Regions from separate parts of the Homo sapiens genome. Here region 1 is linked to region 2. Evidence: chromatin contacts called from ENCODE Hi-C or POLR2A ChIA-PET data. All regions are on one chromosome and are shown on one strand. Each heading gives the region's core, a stretch centred on a gene start or an enhancer-like site at or near the end of the contact. The rest is flanking DNA. Distances are from core to core; before and after follow the strand shown. Region 1 overlaps SH3RF1 (SH3 domain containing ring finger 1). Region 2 overlaps LOC105377527 (a long non-coding RNA gene).

The links. A loop is a pair of places that touch in the nucleus more often than their neighbours do. ChIA-PET counts read pairs that join two places held with the same protein, here RNA polymerase II (POLR2A). Pooled maps may share reads with other maps.
Region 1: a loop to region 2 is called in a map of PC-9, with 7 times the contacts of the local background. The contact joins two enhancer-like sites. A Hi-C loop is called at or near these places in 8 of 168 maps with a recorded cell type or tissue (Calu3, PC-3, PC-9 and 5 more), 4 of 37 single-sample maps with no recorded cell type and 6 of 50 pooled maps. POLR2A ChIA-PET finds 5 or more read pairs at or near these places in 12 of 52 experiments (AG04449, B cell, BJ and 9 more).

What each region holds. Positions count from the first base shown.
Region 1 is chr4:169,102,984-169,106,053 of GRCh38, reverse strand. The region is part of intron 11 of SH3RF1 (SH3 domain containing ring finger 1); the gene reads left to right. Among named protein-coding and RNA genes, the nearest start is that of CBR4-DT, 94 kb to the right of the region's middle. Within about 2 kb of position 1,738, at least 3 of the 41 ENCODE cell types and tissues checked have a DNase peak (open chromatin) inside an H3K27ac peak, as active enhancers do.
Region 2 is chr4:169,069,670-169,072,802 of GRCh38, reverse strand. It overlaps LOC105377527 (a long non-coding RNA gene), which reads left to right. Exons shown (of 5, transcript XR_939429.3): 2 at 603-775; 3 at 2,054-2,158. Among named protein-coding and RNA genes, the nearest start is that of CBR4-DT, 61 kb to the right of the region's middle. RefSeq lists an enhancer at 1,999-2,953. Within about 2 kb of position 1,847, at least 19 of the 41 ENCODE cell types and tissues checked have a DNase peak (open chromatin) inside an H3K27ac peak, as active enhancers do.

The DNA of each region.
Region 1 (3,070 bases), core at 489-2,988, 33 kb before region 2:
TATATACACACTAACATTAATTATAGCTGATGAGCTAAAAAAAAATTGCAAAAAAAATTCACAATATTTTAAGAAAGTTTATGAATTTTGTGTTGCACTGCATGCCCACGGGTTGGACAAGCTTGAATTAGAGAATTCTGTCAGCTAAGAGAACTCTCTTCTTTTTTTGAGACAGGGTCTTGCTCTGTTGCGCAGGCTTCAGTGCAGTGGTGCAATCACAGCTCACTGAAGCCTCAACATCCTGGGCTCAAGTGATCCTCCCACCTCAGCTTCCTGAGTGGCTGGGACCACAAGCATGTGCCACCATTCCCAGCTAATTTTTTTGTAAAGACGGGGTCTCCCATGTTGCCCAGGCTAGTCTTGAACTCCTGAACTCAAGCCATTCTCCTGCCCCAGCCTCCCAAAATGCTGCGATTACAGGCGTGAGCCACGATGTCTAGCGAAGAACTCTCTTCTTCTTCCTGAGCCAGAAGGGTATGGCTAAGTTCTCAGTCTCAGTTCTGACTCTCCTCCTGACCAAGTGACTTGATTCAGTTACACTCAGAGTAATAAGCCCTGTTTTAGTGATTCCAGCCTTGAATAATTATTACAAAAGGGAGCAGTTCTGTTTGATACCCCACTGGGGTTCTAGGAATGTGTTAGGAAAGAAAATATATTATTTAATGAGACAAATAGCTACCAGGATTATTTAAACTCAACAATGAGGCACTATTCATTACATAGGAAAGCATCATGAAGTATACTCAAAATAGTGGACTCTTTTTATATCTTATATAAATATATAGTATTTGTCTTAAGTGTCATCTGTTTTATTGTTTCTGTAAGCTTCATTTCCTCTGTGCCTGCATTTCATAAATAAAGCAAATTTCTGCTTTGTGGAGGTATTGCTTTTTTGGTAGCATTTTCTATGTTGCCGACTTGAAATCTTACTATAAAGTGTTATGTTTTTAAATGCCTTAAATTCACCTTACCTCTGTATTTCAGATGAAGCCATATGTATATTTGTATCCACCAAAACCTGAGGCCTGCATTCATATTTTTGGCACACTTTTTAACTTAAAAATAAACTGGGAAAAATGGAAAAGAATAAATTTCAAACCTACTTACATTAAGTGCAAAGCTCACAATTTATGATTTTTTTTTTTTTTTTTTGAGATGGGAGTCTCACTCTGTTGCCCAGGCTGGAGTGCAGTGGTGCAATCTTGGCTCACTGCAACCTCCATTTCCCGGGTTCAAGTGATTCTCCTGCCTCTGCTTTCTGAGTAGCTGGGATTGCAGGCACACACCACGCCCGGCTAATTTTTTTGTATTTTCAGTAGAGATGGGGTTTTGCCATCTTGGCCAGGGTGGTCTCGAACTCCTGAGCTCAGGCAATTCACCTGCCTCGGCCTCTCAAAGTGCTGGGATTACAGGCATGAGCCATGGAGCCCAGCCACAATTTATGATATTTATTTTTATAGTGCTGTACAATAATTTTCTATAGTTCTAACCCCCTAAAACCAGTTTTAAAATGAGCCATTACCCTAAAAAAGTGTTCTCTCCCTACAAATGAAATCATTTTATCTTTCCTCTCATCTGTTGTGCTCTTAGTAAAGCTTTGAAATTTTGTCCAGAATTCACTGAATCTCTTACTCTAAGAGTCAACCTTTTTCCTGCTGTATTGGTCTGCTTTCCAGGGATAGCACCTTCTGTCCCTGGAGTTGGTCCAGTTACTTGTTTGCTTTCTCTTGGTCACAAAGCCTCCCTCCCTCCCTCCAGGCATTGATCTGCAGTTTTCCTTCAAGCCCTGAGGGCATCTCTCCTGTGTTCCCTCTCATTTGTGGTATTTGTGTGACTCTTTTGAGTGATGGTTCACTTTGCCCAGACTCTCCCTAGGCACTGGCATGGGCACTGCAGCCTCCCTCCCCCAGTGCATTCCTTTTCAGTTGCCAGATGTCCTCAGTCTCTACGGCTTCTGCATTCCGGTCCCTTCCTCTTAGAGGGGCTCCTTTCTAACAGCAGGCTCCTGCTGTTCAGTTCATCTGAAAAGAAGGAATTGCTAGCTCAGACAGGTGATGGCATTTCAGGGAGCGGGGGATGCACATCAGATAGGGAACATGGAGAATGTAATGACAGGACAGATGGGCCTGGGCATGCTGGAATTCTTTGATAGGTTTTTTTGTATAACCATTTAAATTTTTACAAGTGGGAAAGGGGTCTTTGGAGAAGATTTCTACCCAAGTTTATATTTTTATAATCCATATGTTCAATGGAATATTAAATATAATAGCCAATCTGACCAACTTTCCACAGCCTTTGCTTTCATACAGTGATGGTGATAGTATTTATTTACCTTGGATTCTTAGATCTGTCTCACAGTAAAAATAACAGGAAAAATGTGCGGTAACATATAGGAAAATGTTATATTATTCACTGGGAATGAAAGTTTTTGATTAATTAAAAGCCACCAAGTATAGAATTTAGGGATTACTTGTGTTCATATTTTAAACATTTCAACACAATAAAAAGTGCTCAATGCTGAAAATGAAGGAAAGATTAACTTTTATATCAGTATGATTGAGAAAACATTTCAGAATCTAAGAATAATCCTTGATTTACAATACAAGCATCAACAACTCTTGCCCTGGCAAAATGCAGAAGGAGCCCAGGGTTCCTTTGGTAAAAATTCTACTGACTGGTAGAATTTCACAGAAGTATTTTTCAATTTATATTATTGGGACACTATGAGGTAGGATTCATCTACAGATTATAATGAGAACAAGCATAAAATTTCCTCTCAAACCATGACCCTATCTCATACATCTAAAGTAAAAGAATGTGCCAGGCATGGTGGCTCATGCCTGTAATCCCAGCACTTTGGGAGGCCAAGGTGGGTGGATCACGAGGTCAGGAGTTCAAGACCAGCCTGACCAAGATGGTGAAACCCCATCTCTACTAAAAATACAAAAAAAAAAAAAAAAAAAAAAATAGCCAGGCGCGGTGGCGGGCACCTGTAATCCCAGCTACTCGGGAGGCTGAGGCAGAGAAATGCTTGAACCCGGGAGGTGGAGGTTGCAGTGAGCCACAGTCG
Region 2 (3,133 bases), core at 598-3,097:
TCAACATCGGCATGAACACCAAGGTTTGCCCTGCTGACACGGCTAACACTAACCCTGGTGTCCTGAAAAGGGTATAAAGCTGTCCCCATCCTCTGCCAAAACAGAGTCCTTAAAGTCCCAACGTTTTTGCCTCTCCAGCTCCTGAGTCAAAGTTCAGCCCAATGCCTCTGTTTGGTGGAGCCCAGATCATATGCCCACACCTTAGCTATGGAGGGAGCTGGGAAAGCCAGATGCTGACCTGTTTCACTTCTCATGGGAGGAGGTGGTCTCTGCCTTCTGACAGACTCGCAAAGTAGGGAATTCTCCCACGCAGAAAGTGGGGTCAGATGATGAGCTGCCGTAAAGAATGGCTAATGTTGTCCTCACAGGGGTTGAGGGATAGGGTAATTGTGCTGGTTTTTAACGGGTTGAAGGATCATAGCCAAAGCTTGCTAATTAATTGATTCTTTTTAATCCAGAGGACTGGTTTTATTGGAATACCACAGAACTCTGCATTATCGTGCCACATGAGGGTTTTTTGTTGTTGTTGTGTTTTTTTGTTTTTGTTTTTGTTTTATCAGTGGCTTGGCCAAAGACCAAAAATAAACTTGTTGTATTTGCAGGTGACACAGAGAATGAGTGGAATACTAATACATTGAAGGGCAAAATCAAAACCCCAGAAGATCTCTAAAAGTCTGAATGAATCAGCCCATATTACAAGATAAAGTCCATAATGGTAAACGGAAGGCTCTGGTCTTGGTTTACAAAATCCAACCACTCAAATATGTAGTTGCTGGTAAGAAAAAAAGCCATAATTTCATGTGGTTGCCAAGAAAGCTCATTAAATCCTTGGCTGCATTAATAGATGTATGGTATTTCCAACAAAGCCTTCTGCCTCATTCTGCACTGGAGAGACCACAGCTGAGCCCTGTGCCAAGCTATGTGCACCACAGTTTTCAAAGGGCTCGACGAGTTGGAGGCTGTTCAGAGGGGAGCAGCGGGGTGGTAGACACTCTCAGCCCCTTCGTAGAGGAAGAATGATACCACCGCAGGAGCTCGGCCATGAAGAAGGGCCATGGGGGGAGTGATGACATAGTGGTCACCAATTTTCTACAGAGCTTTCACATGGAAGATGGGTACGATTTATCCCACGGGGTGTCAAGGCATGAAATTAGGTACAATTGATGTAAATTATAGGGAATCTTCAGTCTAAGAAAGGGTTTCCACTGGAGCAACCCAAAAGTGGATGAGTCTATGTTGGGAGGGAGCAAGTTACCTCCCTGTCACTGAAGACGTTCAGATTCGAGACTGGATGGCCAGCATCCAGGGGTGCTGTCAAGGGGCCTCAAGCTATGTTTAGTCTAAACGAACTTTCAGCCTTAAGAGTATATTTTTTTTAATGAAAACATAAGGCATTACAAAGGAGAGATGAGCCAGGTGTGGTGGCATATGCCTATGGTCTCAGCTACTCGGGAGGTGAGGTGGGAGGATCTTTTGAGCCTAGAAGATAGAGGTTGCAGTGAGCCATGATTGCACCACTGCCTGGGTGACAGAGTGAGACCCTGTCTCTAATGTTAAAAGAAAAACCACAGAGACGTTTAACTTAACAGAGTTTAATTGAGCAAAAAATTATTTGTGAATAGGGCAGCCCCTGGACCAGAATGGGTTCAGAGAAGCTCCAGCTTAGGCACATGGTGGAGGAAGATTTACGGACAGAAAAAGGAAAGGGATGTACAGGAAACAGAAGCGAGGCACAGAAAGAGCCAGGCTGGTTACTGCTGGATGATTGCCTTGTTTGTTCATGGTTTGAAGAACTGCCCGCCTTTGGCCGGAACTGGGTGATTGACACAAGAGTAGGCAGCCGTGTGTTTACACACCCTGTCAGGTGACAGTGCACTATGCATGAGCACAGCTTTAGGCAGAATGTAAACTATAAGGAGGCAGCATTGGGCTAAACTTAATTTTACACTAAATAAAGTCTAAAAAATTTAAAAGCATTTTTAAAGGTAATAGAAGTTAGCTGTGATGTGCATGTGAACATTTAAACTACATTTTTCGTTTTTTTTTTAAAAAGGAAGTTTTGTGGCCATGGGGATGCTGACAAAGATTGCTTGGGATGCACACAAGGCAGCGGCGAAGCCTGAGGGGTGCTGCCAGGCCGGGCTCTCCACTGGCCACGGTAAGAATCTTCCTGGGCCTGTTTGTTTTGGCCTCTGTGAGCATGGGCCACAATCACGGGGAAATGAATTGCTAGGAAGTCAATTCCTCTCTGAAGGAAGGACTCCAAAGAGAGCTGAGGCTGCCGTGTTTTCTGGCCGCCCACACAAGCCAACAAGCTATTCCCTGGGGGCAACCACTAATCTCTAACCAGACAACCGGTAATCTCTTATTCATTCTCCGTTGAATTCTTGGGCTACACTCAATTTATAATAGAACTTAAAGAATGTCCTCATTTTATCTAGAGGGTTTGTAATGCCTTTATTTCGATTCCTCATGAATCATTATAGTCATGGATACCTGTGAACCACAGCTTCCTTGTAGAGAGGGGAGAGGGGAATAAGTGAAATTACTCCGGAGAAAACAAACAAGGACGTTTAGCTCCAGGGCATGTGGAGAGCCACAGTCTGAGTCTCTCACTCGCATACCAGGAGATAAATAATTCAGAGGCCTAACAAAGGGAGGCGGAGTAGTCAAACTGGTTGAACACCTGGTCGGCTGCACCCAGCTAAACAGGGCTGGTGTCTGTGAGGGCTTCCTAATCATTGTGGATGACATTTAAAGACAACACTCATAGCAAATATTGCATTAGAATTTTCTGCTTCCAAGATACCAGTCAGAGTAAGGGTGGGAGAGAAATGAGGGAAAGAACAGATACCCTACTACTTATCAGATTGCCTTAGAGTACACATCATGAAAGTAATTATGATTTTCTTTTTGAGATGGAGTCTTGCTCTGTCTCCCAGGCTGGAGTGCAATGGCATGATCTCAGCTCACTGCAACCTCCATCTCCCAGGTTCAAGTGATTCTCCTGCCTCAGCCTCCTGAGTAGCTGGGACTACAGGCACCCGCCACCACGCTTGCCTAATTTTTGTATTTTTAGTAGAGAAGGGGTTTCATCACGTTGGCCAGGCTAGTCTCAAACTCCTGACCTCAG